Linked DNA regions of Homo sapiens: regions 1 and 2 are each linked to region 3. The links are chromatin loops, found by intact Hi-C in ENCODE. Cell type or tissue: heart right ventricle. All regions are shown on one strand. Links, peaks and the distances in the headings refer to the core of each region. The heading gives the core; the rest is flanking DNA.

Region 1 (5,927 bases), core at 279-5,278, 220 kb before region 3:
GCCGAACGCTGTCTGCGAAGAAGAAGGGGCCCATCCACTCCCGCGTTGGCTGAAGCGCCAGGCCGATGGCGCTGGATGATGCCCAAAGGCCAGGACCCAGTCTCCCTCACCTCCTGCGCAGGAAAACAGCCGAGCGGAAAGGAAGCGGCCCCGCAATGCACTCTGGGATGATAGCAGGGCCGGCCAACCAGAAGCGCCGGGCGCTCTGACCAATCAGAGCCCCGAAAGGAGGAACTGACGTCGCCGCGGCTCTCCCGGCAGCCCTAGGGCCGCCGTCGCAGACATGTTGCCGCTGAGAATGCGGCGGGGCGGCCGTGATTCCTGGGCCCTGAGTAACCGACGGCCGGACTTGCTTGACGTCCGCCGTTACTGCCCCGGCGCTTCAGCCGCTGCGCGGGCCGCGGCCGAGTCCTGTCTTGCGGGCTAACGCGCGCGAGTCCGGTATCTGGGCCGACGGCGAACGGGCGACGCCCGAGGAATTCTGTTTGTTCACATTTGTGAGACACGTTTGCAGCGCAAAGGCAGAAAAACTTCAGTGACATCCGAGTTTGCGCAACCTAAGGCCTTCGTCCTTGTCGTTCCAGCGTTTATTCTCCTCCCATCCATTTAGAACATTTGTGGTTTTTTTTTTTGTTTTTTTTTTTTGGAGACGGAGTCTCGCTCCGTCGCCCAGGCTGGAGTGCAATGGCGCGATCTCGGCTCACTGCAGCCTCCGCGTCCCAGGTTCAAGCAATTCTGCCTCAGCCTCCCGAGTAGCTGGGATTACAGGCGCCCGCCGCCACACCCTGCTAATTTTTGGTATTTTAGTAGACGGAGTTACTGTTGGCCTCTGTCGCTTTCCCTTGGCCCAGGATTAGGTGACTTCTCTAAGGTCAGGGGTACCCGACTGAAAATGTCACACTCTGACCTGCTGTGCCTACTGCCTTCCTTCACAAAGAAAAGCATCAACAAAAAGCCATCTCTTCTCTAGTATAAGTCTGTGAAGGCACCATCCATCTTACTGCTACCTGGAAACCTTTAAATCCCAATAACCCTCTTTCTTCCCTACCCTCACCCAATCACCACGCTTCCTCCTGGTAAAACTTATTATTATTTTTTTTTTTTGAGACGGAGTCTCCCTCTGTTGCCCAGGCTGGAGTTCAGTGGTGCGATCTCTGTTCACTGCAAGTTCTGCCTCCCGGGTTCACGCCATTCTCCTGCCTCTGCCTCCCAAGTAGCTGGGACTACAGGCGCCCACCATCACGCCCAGCTGATTTTTTGTATTTTTAGTACAGACGGGGTTTCACTGTGTTAGCCAGGATGGTCTCGATCTCCTGACCTCGCGATCCGCCCGCCTGGGCCTCCCAAAGTGCTGGGATTACAGGCGTGAGCCACCGTGCCTGGCCAACGTAATCCACATTTTAAGAATTTCACAGTTCCAGCACTTTGGGAGGCTGAGGTGGGCGGATCAGCCGAGGTCAAGAGTTTGAGATCACCCTGGCTAAGATGGTGAAACCCTGTCTCTACTAAAAATACAAAAAAGCTGGGCGTGGTGGCGCATGCCTGTAATCCTAGCTACTTAGGAGGCTGAGTCACCAGAATTGCTTGAACTGGGGAGGCAGAGGTTGCAGTGAGCCAAGATCACATTACTGCACTCTAGCCTGGGCAACAGAGCAAGACTCAGTCTCAAAAAGAAAAAAAAGTATTTCACAGGCCAGGCACGGTGGCTCATGCCTGTAAATCCCAGCACTTTGGGAGGCCGAGGCGGGTGGATCACCTGAGGTCAGGAGTTGGAGACCGGCCTAGCCAACATGGCAAAATCCCGCCTCTACTAAAAATACAAAAATTAGCCATGTGTGGTTGTGTACACCTGTAATCCTAGCTACTCCAGAGAGTAGGACAGGGGAATCACTTGAACCCAGGAGGCAGAGGTTACAGTGAGTCGAGACTGCACCACTGCACTCCAGCCTGGGTGACAGAGTTAAGCCTCCGTCTCAAAAATGAAAAATTTAAGAGCTGGGCGTGCTGGCTCACACCTGTAATCCCAGCATTTTGGGAGCCCAAGGCAGGCAGATCACGAGGTCAGGAGATCGAGACCATCCTGGCTAACATGGTGAAACCCCGACTCTACTAAAAATACAAAAAATTAGCCGGGCGTGGTGGCAGGCGCCTGTGGTCCCACCTACTTGGGAGGCTGAGGCAGGAGAATGGCGTGAACCCGGGAGGCGGAGGTTGCACTGACCCAAGATCGTGCCACTGCACTCCAGCCTGGACTACAGAGCAAGATTCCATCTCCAAAAACAAATAATAATTAAAAAATAATAAATTAATTTCACAAAAGGCTTGGCACAGTGGCTCACACCTGTAATCCCAACACATTGGGAGGCCAAGGCAGGAGGATCACTTGAACTCAGAAATTCGAGTCTAGCCCTGTCTCTACAAAAAGTACAAAAATTAGTCGGGCATAATGGTGCGTGCCTGCGGTCCCAGCTACTTGGGAGGCTGAGTCAGGAGGATTGCTTGAGCCCAGAAGATCGAGGCTGCAGTGAGCCGAGATGGCGCCACTGCACTCTAGCCTGGGCGACAGAGCAAGACTCTGCCAAAAACCAACACAACAGCAAAAAAAAAACAATTACCGAGGACACTACCCTTGGCTACACCAGCTAAAACCCTCCCATCGATGTGCTGGTCTTTGGATTTGGAGAACTGGGGCAAAGGTCAAGGCATCTCTCAGAGATGCCACCCTCGGGTGTGTGACTGCACCTGTGGCTGCCTCCTTACTGCTCCGCCAGCGTTTCAGTGTTGCAGCAACAAGAGGACAATCCACTCACGTCACTGCACCACAGGGAGGGCAGAAGCAAGGGGGCCGGAGTGGGAGCCGCATGCCCCGGAACTCAGGGCCAGGGTGTCCTGGGTCGTCTTCTATCCCTACGGGGTCCAGGCCCCAGATTCCTACAGAAGGAGTTTTTCACTTAGTCCCTGCATTACTCAAATTATAAACTGAAACCACAAGACCCTGTGATCCAGGGCAAGCCCACCAGCTCCTCTGCATTAGAGCTGGCCAGACAATGCAAATGTAGATTTTCCAACTACACAGTTTATTAGTAAAGTATCTCAACAATTCTCAGAGCAGTAAAAACCAAGGCATCCCCAACACTGCATGCGTGACTAGACCAGCAAGAAGTCCTCAACTTGCACCAGTCCACATGGCAGCAGGGGGCAGTGGTGAGTCCTCCGGAGCCCAGTGCCTGGGCCTGACTGGCCCCATTGATGAGTGAGCTGGATGACAGGGCCGCTGGAGATAGGACAATCGGCTCACAGGGTCCTTTCATGTCCGATCCCCTTAGCATTCCGAGGGAGCCACAGGAACTGGGGCGGTCGTGCAAGCGTCGGCATGAACAGGGGTCTGTTTGGAGTCTGAATGCTCTGCTGCCTCTGGGTGGCCTCAGCCACACTGGGAACGACTGTCTATAACCCTGGGAACTCGAAGTGTTCCATGCTCACTCGGGAAGCACTGATAACCTTCCCCATAGGGGAAACGACTCACAAACACAGGACTCCGTCAGTAGTTTCTGCAGAGAAACTTAAAATCATGAAAAGGGTCATCAATCAACAGATCTCAGAAGTCACTGTGCAGGGACTACTGAGGGCCGCGAGAGGAAGTGCAAACCTCAGCTGAAAAGCAACTCAGGGTGGCTGAGTGAGCCCTCACTTCCCGGACCACCCGCACGTGCAGCCAACACCTCCCAACTACTTGGGCCAAGTCGGCTCTTCGCCTCCAAGTGGAGGCTGCTGGGTCTCTTCGGTCTCCTCCTCGCCCAAGTCCTGTTTCTCCCTCTGGGCGTCGATCCACCTCTGCGGTGCGATCATTTTCTTCGGCCCATGGGGCGGCGGGCCAATGAGAGCCTCAATGTCCTCATAGTTTATCACTTCCTTTTCCAGAAGGGCGTTTGCCAGCTAGAAAGAACAGGCATAGCAGTGTGTGAGTCCCCAGGGCAGACAGAGCATCTCTATGTCCTGGGGAGGTGGCAAGAGGCGTGAGGGCCTGTCTGTGTGCAGGACACCCAGGACAGGCCACTTTCCCAGGGAAGCGGAGGCACGGAGGCAGCTCCGAAAGAAGAATCACCCCCATCTCAACCTCATAAATGATTTTCCGGCGGCCAGCCTCATTAATTTTTCTACTTCTATTCAAAATCTTGGCTTATTTTTGGCAACTGCAATTTCTTTCACCAAACAAGACGTGTGTGTCTACAGGGAAGGAGATGGGTAAAATGCTGAACCCTCCTGATTGAGGAGAGCAGCACTGGGAGAAGGAATCTGAGGCGAAGTTGTGTGAGCTGGGACCTCTCAAGTTGGGGAAGTGAATTTCTGCCATTCTAGGTGGGATCCTGGAAAACACTTGAGACACCGACTGTCCTGTGCCGGTGGACCTGCCCCTGGGGTGGCCTGGCCAGACCACAGAAAACACTGCCACAGCCACATTTCACTGGTTTCTGTGAAGGCAGAACTCTTCCAGATTTTTTGTTGTTGTTGTTGTTAATTACCTGCTCCTTTCCTCACTCTTCCAGATTTTCTAAAGAAAATGGTAACCCCTGAAGCTAGGGTGATTTACCTGTGGCTGTATTGCAAGAGACAAACACTTCCTCTCTAGGGCTGGTGTGGGATTTTACTAAGTTCTGCAACCCACTGAGTGTGTGAGTAGCTGACAGTTCATACACGGGGCAGACACACCACTCCTCAGCCAGTGAGAAGCCTTGCCTGCAGCTTTGCTCCCGTTGTGGCTCCCACTGTGATGTGCCCGAGCTCTGCAGAGCTGCTTTGTCAACCGTGATGAGCATGGGTCCACAGGCAGGCCTGCTTCAGCCGGGGACGGCACCGCCCACACCTGCCCAGAGGCGGCTGCTGCTGGCTGGGGACGACAGTCTAAGGGCCCCAAACACGATCCCCACGTGACACACAGTGCTCGCTTGAAAGACACAAGGGGAGGCTGAAGAAACAACTACCTATCCACTGCCTACCCATCTGTTCACAACATGGGACAAAGAGCCGTGCACCTCTCCTGAGTTCTAAGCAGCAGTTACCAAACCCAGGGACAAAAACGTTCACTCCAGCTCTGCCCACTGTGAGAAACACATCAGACAATCGCAACTGAGGAACGTCCTACAAAACATGAGACCAATCCTCAAAACTGCCAGAGCCCTCAAAACAAGGGAGGTCTGAGGAACTGTCACCCCAGAGGAGCCTAAGAAGATGGGCGATCAAACGCCATGTGGACTCCCAAGACCGGAAAGGACACTGGGGAGACTCAGCACATCTGAATCACGTGTGGACCCAACACCGCGGGTCGGCGGGGGCTCCTCAGGTGGGAGGACTGCCCCATGGGGGCCTCCACGGGAGCGAGGCAGGGTGGCAGGGAGCTCTCTGCACCGCGCCTGCAACTTTTCTACATCTAACACTATAATCAGCGTGGGGCTGTGGCTCACGCCTGTAATCCCAACACTTGGGGAGGCCGAGGCAGGCGGATCACCTGAGGTCAGGAGTTCAAGACCAGCCTGGCCAATGTGGTAAAACCCCACCTCTACTAAAAATACAAAAATTAGCTGGGCATGGTGACGCGTGCCTGTAATCCCAGACACTTGGGAGGCTGAGACAGGAGAATGCTTGAACTGGGGAGGTGGAGGTGGCAGTAAGCTGAGATTGCACCACTGCACTCCAGCCTCGTGACAGAGAGAGACTCCATCTCAAAAAAAAAAAAAAAAGAAAAGCCGAGTGTGTTGGTGCATGCCTGCAGTCGCAGCTACTCGGGAGGCTGAGGCAGGAGAATCACTGGAACCCGGGAGGCAGAGGTTGCAGTGAGCCAAGATGTCGCCATCGCACTCCAGCCTGGGTGACAGAGCAAGACTTTGTCTCAAAAAAAAAAAGAAAAAAAAATTCCTACTCTAAAATTA
Region 2 (5,927 bases), core at 279-5,278, 61 kb before region 3:
AAGAGATGGGGTCTCCCTGTGTTGCCCAGGCTGGTCTCACACTCCTGGGCTCAAGCAGTCCTCATGTCAGCCTTCCAGAGTGCTGAGGTTACAGGTAATCTTCAGCTGTTTCACAGTGTCCCTCTTGTCAGCCTCCCAGAGTGCTGAGATCACAGGTAATCTTCATCTGTTTCACAGCGTCCCTCATGTCAGCCTCCTAGAGTGCTGAGGTCACAGGTAGTCTTCAGCTGTTTCACAGTGTCCCTCATGTCAGCCTCCCAGAGTGCTGAGGTCACAGGTAATCTTCACCTGTTTCACAGTGTCCCTCATGTCAGCCTCCCAGAGTGCTGAGGTCACAGGTAATCTTCAGCTGTTTCACAGTGTCCCTCATGTCAGCCTCCCAGAGTGCTGAGGTCACAGGTAGTCTTCAGCTGTTTCACAGTGTCCCTCTTGTCAGCCTCCCAGAGCGCTGAGGTTACAGGTAATCTTCAGCTGTTTCACAGCGTCACCAGATTCTCCAAACACAATTTAATTTTATTCACATAGACAGTGCTACATTGTCACTGGTGACAGGCGCTTTGTGGTTGTTTTTGGTGGGTGAATATTGCACCGATTCAACAACAGGAGATCAGTGTCTGAGGGTCCTGTGTTGCCACCCGAGGCACCTGCTTTGACCAGGGATGGAGAGTCCCATGCCCAGGACGAAGGTTTGTGTGCTGGTGGTGAGCTAGCTGGGAGACGTGGCACGGGCCGCTTGTCCCTGGCCACCGCCTGCTGCCAAGGGCTCCACTCCAGTCCCTTGCCTGTCAATCAGAAGATGCTCAGAGGAGAGGCTTCTGCATCATCTTCATCTTGACATTCCAAGAGCAGTACCGGGTCAGCATCCACAAAAGCACACTGTAAAACTGGGAACTGTGTCTTACCCTTCCTGAGTGAAAAGGGAAAGTTTATGCCTCAGCCTGAGGCAGGTGGGCCCCTTGCCATGCACACCTTTGTCCTGCAGCCAGGGATCCACTTGGCTGGGCTCAACCCTTCCCCGTCAGGGACGACTGCACAGAAAGGAGCGCGGATAGCAGCAAGGCCCGCCACGGGGAAGGCCTGCTTCCTGTGGGTCCCCCTGTGTGGCTGGCAGGGAGTGGTACGGCGCTGGGAGTCCAGAATCACTGAGGACACGGAAAGCTTCAGCTTCTTTGAGAAAACTCAGATTTTGTAAATGCGCATCCAGTTGACAGCACTTACGGTGGAATCCGTGGAGTTGGACTTGTGAGAGGCCTTGCCCTGAGGGGGTTCTTGGCTGGTGTCTGTCCTGGAGGTGGATGCCTTGATGGCTGTGTCTCCCGTGCTCCCCTCACCCAGGTCCTCATCCTCAGGACTGTGAGACGCCGTTGGACGTGGAGGAGCCTGAGGAGCTCTGGCTCTGTGGGTATGTCTGCTGGCATTTGCCAGTTGAAACCTGAAGGATTGGAAAATGTCTGTATACCAATTCCAATTAACAACAGGAATAATAAGCCCATTGCATATAAGCAGCACATTCTTTAAAAAAAAAAAAATCCTGTATTTTCCAGTATAAAAAATTAGTGATCTGGTCAAGTCCCCTGGCTCATGCCTATAATCCCACCAGTGCTCTGGGAAACCGAGGCAGCTGGATCACCTGAGGTCAGGAGTTTGAGACCAGCCTGACCAACATGGTGAAACCCCGTCTTTACTAAAAATATAAAAATTAGCCGGGTGTGGTGGTGGACACCTGTAGTCCCAGCTACTCGGGAGGCTGAGGCAGGAGAACGGCGTGAACCTGGGAGGCGGAGGTTGCAGTGAGCCAAGATGGCGCCATTGCACTCCAGCCTGGGCGACAGAGTAAAACTCCGTCCCAAAAACAACAGCAACAACAACAAATAGCAATTAGAGGAGCATTTCCTTAAAATTGTACAAACCCCATTAATGTGTGGCTTCATAGAAGACAGCAGGGTTCTCCTCGCTGTTCCTGCATCAGTCTGTGGTAAATATGTTGTTCTAGTTGAAGTATACAAAAAAAAAATCTAGTGGGAAAATGGAAGCATATTTTTAATAAATAGCTTTTTGATATAATTATGGAGATTTTCATTGATACGACACCAAAACCCAGCAGGTGTTTGTGCTGTGAGCGTTTCCAGCAGCAGGGGAGTCTCAGGGCTTCCCTTTGGTCTCTCTTGCGGCGAGTGCGGCTCCGTCGCGTGTGTGTGGGAGTGTGCCTGTGTGTCCACATCTGGAGGTGACCCAGGTCAGCACACAGTGTGCACCCAAGGGCCGATTGGGTGCCCGGGACTCGTGTGCATCTCCCGACGTGGATCCACTTGATTTTACTACATCAGAAAGCAGCACCTGTCTCTTCCAGGGAGACTTTTAGTTCTTCAGAAGCTGTCTGCTCTTGGAGTTTTCCAAAATTCTTATCTTTGAAAGCTTGAATTTTCACATTGACAACAAGTTGTTGAGGTGTTCTGGCTGAACTTGCAGCTGTCTTTCCTTCATTTTTTAGAAATGATCTGCCAGTACTCATGTCCGAACAACCAGAGTTTGCATGTCGGTCGGTCATTCTTTGACTGAAGATTGGTGCTTCCTGTCCAGAGGCCGCTGTGTCTGGTGTGCGGCAGCAGTGCTTTGTGCATACTTGTTTTGTCATGAAGGATATGCACAAGATGAATGCTGCGTGCTCGGGACGTAGTGCGTTGAAACAGTCTTGCCGCACCACCCCAGCAGTCCTCCAGTGAACTGGCTCATCAGTGCGGTGTCACCCAGCTGAGAAGGCATTGTTATTAAGCAGGTAGTTTTACACCTGGGAAGCAAGTGTACCAAGCTATTCAGTCTGTGTGCTGGGTGAGAAAATGTTGTTGAATGAATCAGGTCAGTCTGTGTGCTTATTGACAACTTTTCAAACATTTCACACCCTTAGAAGAGTCTGTATCACTTACCTCCCCTGATACCTATGCTTGCAAATGTGTGTGCAGTTTCAGAGGGTTCCAATGTGATGGCCCATTGGTCCCCTCCTGGGATTCTCATGGACAAGTAAGATTCGGTTCCCCGTTCGGGTGGGTCTGTGCGTCTGTTCCTGGGCGCATGCTCACAGAAGCAGCACGTGTCCCAGCCGTGGGCTGGCATCCCAGCGCTGTCTCCTCTCTTTGATCTTTGCATGCCAGTAGCAAGCGGACCATGTCCCCGCAGTGCAGGACTGGGCTCTTATGTAACAGCTTGCCGTCAGGGTTCCTTCCACACCGACGCTGCTCCCAGGATTACGGAGCTGGAAAGAGTCCAGCCCATTCCTCTGGCAGTACGCAGCCCTTCCCTGGGGCTCAGCCAGTTTACTTGGCTTGCATAATTCTTTCTGTTAAGACGCTGCCTTAAAATTGACCAAGCCTCTAACTTTTTAGACCAGGAGTCTCTTGGATCGTTTGAGTGGTGGTGTTGCCTGTTCTTGGCCCTCTTTCATCTTGTCCTGTGCTTCAGCCTGGTCACTTGGTTTAATAATTTGTCTTTGTTTTTCCAAATCCTGCAGAACTTTTAAGATGATCTGGATTGCAGTGACTTAAAATCATACCGTGATGTATTTGCTGGTTTGGAGATCTTTTTAACAGGGGGTTCTCTCATCAGCTCTAAGTAGCCTTGGAAAAACTGTCGCCTCTGAATTGGCTGCAAACAAAGCTTTAGGCTTTCCAACAGTGCTACAGCCAACCTGCCTTAATTGGAAATGAGGAGTCTGGACGTTTGAAAAATAACTCAATAACCTCATGTGTGTAACTCTCGGGGCCATATATTATGGAGATGGCTGTGTGTAATTTTACAGCATCCTTGATGGAGCCTTTGTCATAAAACACGACTCCTGTATATGAAAGCAGTCTTCGCAGGTTTTATTGAGACGAGGAGTGGAAAATACACTCGTTTTTCCACAAAAGGTTGTTTGTTTTTTTTTTTTTGGAGACAGAGTTTTGCTTTTGTCGCCCAGGCTGGAGTGCAGTGGTGCGATACTGGCTCACTGCAACCTCCGCCTCCTGGGTTCAAGCGATTCTCCTGCCTCAGCCTCCCGAGTAGCTGGGATTACAGGTGCCTGCCACCACGCACAGCTAATTTTTGTATTTTAATAGAGACAGGGTTTCACCATGTTGGCCAGTCTGGTCTTGAACTCCCGACCTCAGGTGATCTGCCCGCCTTGGCCTCCCAAAGTGCTGGGATTACGGGCGGGAGCCACTGTGCCTGGCCCACGAGCTGTTTTTCTGATGAGAAGTTTCCTGATGAGTGAGAGCAGTGTGGCAGGTGTGGAGGAGAGGCGGACGGCTGCTTTCCAGGGACATGGGAGACCACTGTGGAACTGCAGTCCCAGAACGTGCCCATGTCGTGGAGGGAAGCAGGTCAGAGGCTCCTGCCACCTGCCCGTTGACCTCAGGAGGACATTGTGCTTGCAGCAGCTGAGTGGCCTGGGAAGCCTGCCTGGAACCTGGGACTGTGATGGGTGGAGTCTCCAGGAGGGCTAGGGAGGCGGGGAGGAGCACCCTGTGAGCTGCAGGCACCGCTGTGTTGCAGTCAGCAAACACTGGGGTCTGGGAACCCACTTTCATGTTTGGCACCTAGTGGTTTGAGCTTCACTTATTCGTAGCCCTCACAAGTAAACTAGTCTCTATTACAAGCACTTTCTTCGTGACTTTTTGGCTTTTGTTTTTTGACACATTTTCCTCATGCAGATCAGCATGATTATTCCCACTGTCTGACATGTCTCCTCCTATTCATTAAATACTTAGAGCCTGTTTCATGCGAGATGCCATGCAGAGCTCTGCCAGATTCCAGAATGAAGGGCAATAGGCCCAGCTGGGATAGTTCCTGCATGTTTCCATCGGCCCGGCTGCTTCCCCTTCTAACCCTTACAAATCCTCTGAGGTGGACGTGATTACTCCACCTAAGAGGAAACTAGGCCGGGCGCAGTGGCTTCCTCCTGTAATCCCACCACTTTGGGAGGCTGAGGCGGGCAAATCACTCTGAGGTCGGGAGTTCGAGACCAGCCTGGGCAACATGGTGAAACCCCGTCTCTATTTATTAAAAATACAAAAAAAAAAAAAAAAAAGCAGCTGGATATGGTGGCACACGCCTGTAATCCCAGCTACATGGGGGACTGAGGTGGGAGAATTGCTTGAACTCAGGAGGCAGAGGTTGCAGTGAGCCAATATTGCGCCACTGTACTCCACCTGCCTGAGTGGTCTCGCACTACAGAGCAAGCCTCCGTCTCAAAAAAAAAAAAAATAAAAATAAAAAAAGTAAAAAAAAGAGGAAACTAAAGTTTAATGTGTACAGTGGACTCTCTTGGTCCCAGGGTGGGAGCCATGTCACCTGTGGGAACAGGTGAATGAGGCTGGCGTCGTGCTCTCAAGGTATTTATGATGTAGCAAGAAGGTGCCAGGTCCTGAGGGAGACTTCCAGAGGCTCCTGTGAGAGAAGGTATGCAGGTGAAGAAGAGGGAGGGAGACCGTGTTTCCTGGGGACTGGGCTTGCCGGAGGCTCCACTGAGGGTTAGCATTTGCATAGGCCTTGAATAAGAAGTAGAATGTGAAGAAATAGGCTGGAGTTTAGAAAAGGAATTTTTGGGGAAACAGAAAGGGCCTTGGTGACTGTAGATCACTCACTCATTTCAGATGCAGGCAGGTCCCAAGGTGGTGATTAGACACAAGTTCACTCTCAAAGGTGCTTTCTTATGTAGTTGATGGAGTCGGTTAAATGTATTCCCAGTTTTCTTTTTTCCTAACCTAGTGTTTAGAGAAAAGCAGCCTTGGGGGACTTCCTATCCACGAGTTTGCTTAAGTGCAGGTTCTGGGTGTGCCGGACATCCTAGATACCGTTGTCTGTGAACTCAACCATGTTGATTGGGTCTGCTCTTGTAGGCTGACATCCGAAGTGCATTACAGATGCTGAGTTGATCGTTAACTTCTGTAGCT
Region 3 (5,927 bases), core at 454-5,453:
CACGTGGCGGAGGATTCCGAGCCACCTGAAGTCCTCTCCTTTCTGACGTTTCCTTGGGAGCATTTGGGCATGGGGCTTCCTCCATTAATCTGTGCGTTTGGCGTTTTAATTTGCAGTTTTTTGTTTTTTGTTTTTTGAGACAGGGTCTCACTCTGTTGCCCAGGGTGGAGTAGAGTGGTGTGATCTCAACTCACTGCAGCCTGTGCCTGCCAGGTTCAAGCAATCCTCCCATCTCAGCCTCCCAAATAGCTGGGACTGCAGGTGTGCACCACCACACCTGGCTAATTTTTTTTTTTTTTTTTTTTTTTTTTTTTGGTAGAGCCAGGGTTTCACCATGTTGCCCAGGCTAGTCTCCACCTCCTGAGCTCAAGCAATCCACCTGTCTCGGCCTCCTAAAGTGCTAGGATTACAGGCATGAGCCACCGCACCCAGCCTCCCAGAGTGCTGGGATTACAGGCGTGAGCCACCGCGCCCGGCCTGCAGTTGTTTTCTAATGGAAAGACATTCCTTTATATTTAAAATGTTACACTTGTATTGAAACCCTTTTATCATCTCTCATGTAGTCAGAACATTAGAAGCAGATAGGTAGAGAGTGGGGACTCCTTGTAGGGCGTGCTTTTAGGACAGGCCGGGTCTCCTAGTGCCTGTGCTCCCTGTCGTGGCCCACCCGGGGGGTGTGGTGCCCACAGGTGGCTTTCCGTCCTTACAAAGCGTCACTTTAACCTTGTGTCTCATTGAAGTGCTGGGTTCCCACCAGTGCAGAAGGAACAGTGGTTGTGCTCTTAATTGTAGAGGACATTGTGAGAAATCTGGGCAATGTCCTGCTACAGGAGTCCTCCTGGACTCCGTCTGGCCCCTCCTTCAGTGTTCACCTGGTCCCTAGCACCACAGAAGCCCACAGCAAACAGACTCCTTCCTTCCTGGGTCTTTGAATCCAGTGTGCTGTCTGTGGACGCACACCCGCCTCTAGGTCTGACGACAATCTTGGAGGTGCGGGCAGTTGCGTGCCCTGGCGTGTGTGCATTTGGTGGCTGCTCCCCGGCACCTGCTCCCAGCCAGGCACCAGGTCCAGCTCTGTTGATGTGGCTCTTGCCTGAACCCCTCAAGTCTTGAGTAGCCCACAAGGACAGTGGCTCTGAGCTCCAGAGGTATCCTGGACAAGTGGCCAGAGGCCTGGGTTCTGTGGATTACATGGCAGAAAACCGTGTGGCTGAAAACGATCAGCAAATTAACAGTTAAAGCTTTTTCAAACCAACTGGCAGGAATAGTATCTAAGGTTTCCTGTGATGTTGGCCATCACTTCTTTATTTAGAAACTCTAATAAAAGACCCATCTGAGAGAGTCACAGGGCATCTTGAAGCATGTTGCACGGTCATGTTTGCGGCGGATGCCTCAGCACAGGCAGGGGTCTGGCCAGTCAGCTGCTGGCGTGTGGGGATCCTGCCCTGCGTTTCTCCTAGCCCTTTAGAAGCACCAGCTGTAGGGGAAACTCACAGGTACTCTCTGGGTCAAACCGTAAAACAAGCTTGTGAGAACCCACACTGGGGCCTCTCACTGTCACACACTGGGGCCTGTCACGGTCAGTGATGCCTTGGTCCTTGCTGTTTGCAGGCCCCTGGGCGCTCATGTGCTGTGTCCTGAGGGCTCAGCTGAGGTGCAGAGACACAGACTTGTCATCTTACCTCAGCTTGTGTGTGTGACGGGGCTTTGCAAACCAAAGGTTCCCTGCCAAAGCGACGTCACTCGCTGTTCTGCTACAGGGTCCTGAGGCAGCACGCACAGGCTTTCATGGGAGTGGTATAGCGTTCATAGGGAGAGGAGGGAGAGCACCTGCCCTAACCCACTGCGTACTGCGTGCTAGGTGGGAACCCACTCATCCTGAAGCTCAGGACGGCAGAGACCCCTGAATGCAGAGGCCTCAAGCTGCTCCCATGCTTCTGGGACCTGTGGGACTCACGGATGCCTCGGTGTGGATTTGTTCCTGTGCTGGAAGGAACTGGAGCCCTCTGTGCAGCCCTGTTGCAGCCCCTGCTTGGGGGTGCACTGGCCTCTTCTGGGAACAGGGGTGGTGTGAGGCTGTCACCCGCGTCTCCCAGCCTGCATGGAACGCCAGGACAATGGGGAAGGCACGCACTGAGCTCACTTCCTGTGCTTTCCACAGTGCCCCCACAGGCCGGACATGGGGCATCAGGGTGTGTCCTGATTAGTTATTTGGGGAGGTGGTCAGCAATCAGTGTTAGTCGTTTTTTATTGTTCTTTGCGGTATAACATCCGTGGAGGAAATGGCACACATCTTAGGTGCACATACGATAGAGCTCATGTCACATGTACCTGTGGGATCTCCTCCTGGACCTCCCCTCCACTCTGCTGCTTGACTGTCTGCCTGGCCCCCAGCACCATGGGGCCCTCATGCATGCAGAAGGCCACAGCAGACACACTCGTGTCTGGCTCTTCGAATCCAGTGTGCTGTCTATGGACACGTGCGCCCCGTGTGTTGTGGGCCACCTGGACTCATTTGCTCTTCTGCTGGTGGACACGTGGGTGGGCTTTTTGCAGTTTGAGGGTGTTTTGCACAAGTGAGTGTGGTATGACGTGGTTGGCGGCCTGTGCTGCTCATCCCTGGGGTGTGCCTGGGATGTTGCTCCTGGGCCCTCGTGGATGTGGCCCCTCATGGAGCGTGGCTGAGACTGCGCTGGGCTCTGCTTGCTCTGGGTCAGGGTCTGGCCTACCCACCTGGCTGCTTCTCATGGCCCCATAGCATGCCGCATGCCCACTGCCCACATGGGTGGGGTGTTTTCTCGTCACTTTGCCAGCCTGGAGTTGGACGTGGTGGGACACTCCCCCTTTGTGAGAGGAAGCAGAGCAGTGGAGGAAGAGAGGACTCCTCAGAGAATGGCAGGCTTGGAGGGGTAAGAAGAGCTGGACCCACTCAGAACCTGAGAGGAGGTTGTTTCTGTTCAGTCTTGGGGTACCCTCACATGTCACCAACTTCAGAAACTTGGCCGTATTGGCAGTACACTCACTGGGGGTTGACTCCCAGTCAGCAGGGATTGTGAAGGCCATTGATGAGGGCTAGGCCAGGCATCAGACATTGTCCTGAGCCCGCAGCTTGGGAACAGTGTTTTTTCTTTCTTTCTCTCTCTCTCTGTTTTTTTTTTTTTTTTTTTTTTTTTTTTTAAAACACAGGGTTTCATCATGTTACCCAGGCTGGTCTTGAACTGGGCTTAAGTGATCCACCCACCTCAGCCTTCCAAAGTGCTTGTTTTACAGGCTTGAGCCACTGCACCTGGCCTTATTTCTGTATTTTATAGATTGAGAAACTTAGATATATCTGACCACAGATTGAGGGCTCTTAACCAGTTAGGCCAGCATTTGAATTGTCCTGACTGCTTCCAGTGGTGAGAAAGTAGTTTATCTCTCTGTTCACAACACACGCCCACATACTGGGAACATACTCACAGAATAATACCGTCCCTTTCTGTGATGGTGTGCAGTGCCCCCTAATGTTTCCTGTTCTGTATTATTTCACTTTCACAAAATGGCTTTATTCATAATTGCCAAAACTTGGAAGCAGCCAAGATGTCCTGCAGAGGGTGAATGGATCAGTCAACCAAGGTCCATCCAGACGACAGACTATTACAAGGCCCTAAAAACAGACGAGCTGCCAGGCCTGAGTGAAAGCAGCCCGTCTCCAAGGACTACACACTGTAGGGTTCCGACTCTGACATCCAGGAAAGGGCAAAACTGTGCAGACAGCACAAAGATCAGTGACGCCAGGGGCTGGGGAGAGGGAGGGACGGAGGGTTGTGCAGCAGGAACACGGGGGACCTGGGGCAGTGAAACTACTCTGTATGATACCACAACGGTGGGTCCACATCAGGATACGTTCGTCCAACCATAGACTGCACAGCACCCGGTGGACCCTGAGGTCGTGCGGCCTGTGGGTGATGATGCTGTGTCCAGGGGGGTCTCAGCTGTAACAAACGGCCACTCTCGTGGGGATGCTGAGCCCGGGGGTGCAGGGGAACCCTCTGTACTTCATGCTCAATTTTGCTGTGAACCTAAAGCTGCTTTAAAAAATAAAATATGTTTTATTTTCAGTGTCTGTTTAACATGCTAAAATGATTCTGGAATTGACCTTAGGCATGACCCAAAAGTTGTGATGCATCTTTGACTGGAGTTCCCAGAGCATTGTTGAGCTTGGCCACTGAGTCTGTGACCTCACACCAGGGGGCAGGCGTTTTTCTGCATGCCCCACAGGGGCCCTTCTTCCCTGGGGGTTCCCTGTCACTCTGGGGGACCACGTGTGAAATTCCCCGGGTGCACAGGATGGGAAAATGGCTGAGAAGCGTGGAGCAGCCCCGCTGTTCTGTTGCAGCTCGTTTCTTGAGTTTGTAACTACGTTCTCAACTGTGGACCCTTGCGTTAAAAAACAAAGCAGCCCTAAGGAGTAATAAAACATTTGAGCATAAAGGAAAGAAATGGACGTTTCTAAGGGAATTGCTTGCTTTCTCAGTTGTACCAGGATAACCTCCTTGGAGGTGTGGAGGTGTGAAACTAGGGAGGTCAGGGCAGCGGGGCACTTTCCTCAGAGAGGGCAGTGCAGACCAGGCCCTGCCGGAGGAGAGCCCTGCCTGGTCTCAGCGCCTCTCTCGTTGTGTTTGTCGTTTGCTTTTTTCTAAAGCCATTACAGTGATGATAACTTGGATTTAGATAGTGCTTTTTCATTTAATCCCCACAAAATCCTTTAGGAGAATGGGTTCTTGTCCTCATTTTATAGAGGAAGTTGGTGAGAATCAGTGAGCAGACGAGGCTGTTTTCTTGCATTTGTCTTGGCCTGCAGGTGTCATTTCTCCCCAGAGCTGCGGGTACAGGTGCTGCCGTTGTGGAGGGACGTGTGGAGCTGTAAGGCATCTCTGTCCTCGGGGACTTGGGGGGCTCAGTGTTTCTTTCTGAAAAGGTACAGCCCACCAGAGGTGCTTGGGCCATCCCAGGACTTCACGGAGCTGAAGAGCGTTCACCAGGTGTTTCTCATGAGTTGGGTTTTTAGTTTTTTGTCTGTTTCAGTGTTTATAGTCTGCTTGTAAAATGATCCTTTATTGTGAGGATTCTTTAATACGTAAGGAAGTCATTTCTGTGACACATTCTGCAGCTTCTGGAATTGTGTCTTTTAAGATTATTATCTTTTTTTTTTAATATGGAGATGGAATCTTGCCATGTTGCCCAGTCTGGTCTCAAACTCCTGGGATCGAATGATCCCTTCCACCTCAGCCTCCCAAAGTTCTGGGATTAGAGGCATCAGCCACTGCATGCTACTGAGTTTTTAAATTTTTTTTGAATGTTTTGTGTGCCCTTCTTAAGAGAGAGTGTGGTGAACACAGTGGTGATGACGGTTCCCAGCATGTGGGGCCCACGTGCAGGAGCCACCCCAGCCCGTTAACCCGGAACCAAACCCGAGTCCACACCATTGCATCCGCCGAAAACATTCAAAACCATCACCGTATCTTAGACTAAATGAAAATAAAAATAGCACACAGGCTAGGTGTGGTGGTTCATGCCTGTAGCCCCAATATTTTGGGAGGCTGAGGCAGGAGGATCCCTTGAACCCAGGAGTTCGAGGCTGTAGGGAGCTGTGATTATTTAATTACACTGCAGCCTGGGCGACAGAGGAGACCCTGTACCTAAATACATATCTATAAATCTCTATCTCCTGAATCGCTGGGTGCCTTGAACTTTCTCAGTGTCACCACACACCCAGCGGTATCAAAAGGCTCTTTCCTAAATGTGCCATTTTCTTCAGCAGTTCTTTGTTTGAACTGGTTTCCAAACAGGGTCTACACACTAAGATTCTTTGATGTCTTTTAAGTCTTTAATCTGTAAATTCTCCCTTTGTTCTTTTCTCTGGGATTTTTGCCTGTTTGTCAGAG

Evidence for each region. A loop is a pair of places that touch in the nucleus more often than their neighbours do. Peaks named below come from ENCODE experiments on the same cell type or tissue, not always from the same donor. Only the 100,000 strongest peaks of a DNase experiment are listed, where the experiment ranks them.
Region 1: a loop joins it to region 3, with 7 times the contacts of the local background. A loop is called at or near these places in 66 of 110 quality-filtered maps.
Region 2: it touches region 3 in a loop (2.0-fold over the local background); 13 of 110 quality-filtered maps call a loop at or near these places.

What each region holds. Positions count from the first base shown.
Region 1 is chr16:89,554,896-89,560,822 of GRCh38, reverse strand. SPG7 (SPG7 matrix AAA peptidase subunit, paraplegin) reads right to left here. Exons shown (of 17, transcript NM_003119.4): 17 at 3,057-3,936. The coding sequence ends at 3,730. It overlaps RPL13 (ribosomal protein L13), which reads right to left and starts at 141. Exons shown (of 6, transcript NM_000977.4): 1 at 111-141. RefSeq lists an enhancer at 49-158 and a silencer at 1,480-1,699. In heart right ventricle, for the core only: CTCF peaks have their summits at 2,982 and 3,193 (motif pointing right); a DNase peak (open chromatin) is centred at 3,192; H3K4me3 peaks cover 1,208 bases; H3K27ac peaks cover 756 bases.
Region 2 is chr16:89,392,626-89,398,552 of GRCh38, reverse strand. All of the region lies in intron 2 of ANKRD11 (ankyrin repeat domain containing 11), which reads left to right. All of the region lies in intron 1 of LOC128462377, which reads left to right. Among named protein-coding and RNA genes, the nearest start is that of ANKRD11, 95 kb to the left of the region's middle. RefSeq lists an enhancer at 2,681-3,619. In heart right ventricle, for the core only: no CTCF peak of the experiment used is centred there; DNase peaks (open chromatin) are centred at 3,252 and 4,397; H3K4me3 peaks cover 1,070 bases; H3K27ac peaks cover 1,814 bases.
Region 3 is chr16:89,331,395-89,337,321 of GRCh38, reverse strand. All of the region lies in intron 2 of ANKRD11 (ankyrin repeat domain containing 11), which reads left to right. The region is part of intron 1 of LOC128462377; the gene reads left to right. Among named protein-coding and RNA genes, the nearest start is that of ZNF778, 120 kb to the right of the region's middle. RefSeq lists silencers at 260-463, 1,511-1,640. In heart right ventricle, for the core only: CTCF peaks have their summits at 2,190 and 3,489 (motif pointing left); a DNase peak (open chromatin) is centred at 3,490; H3K4me3 peaks cover 638 bases; H3K27ac peaks cover 4,592 bases.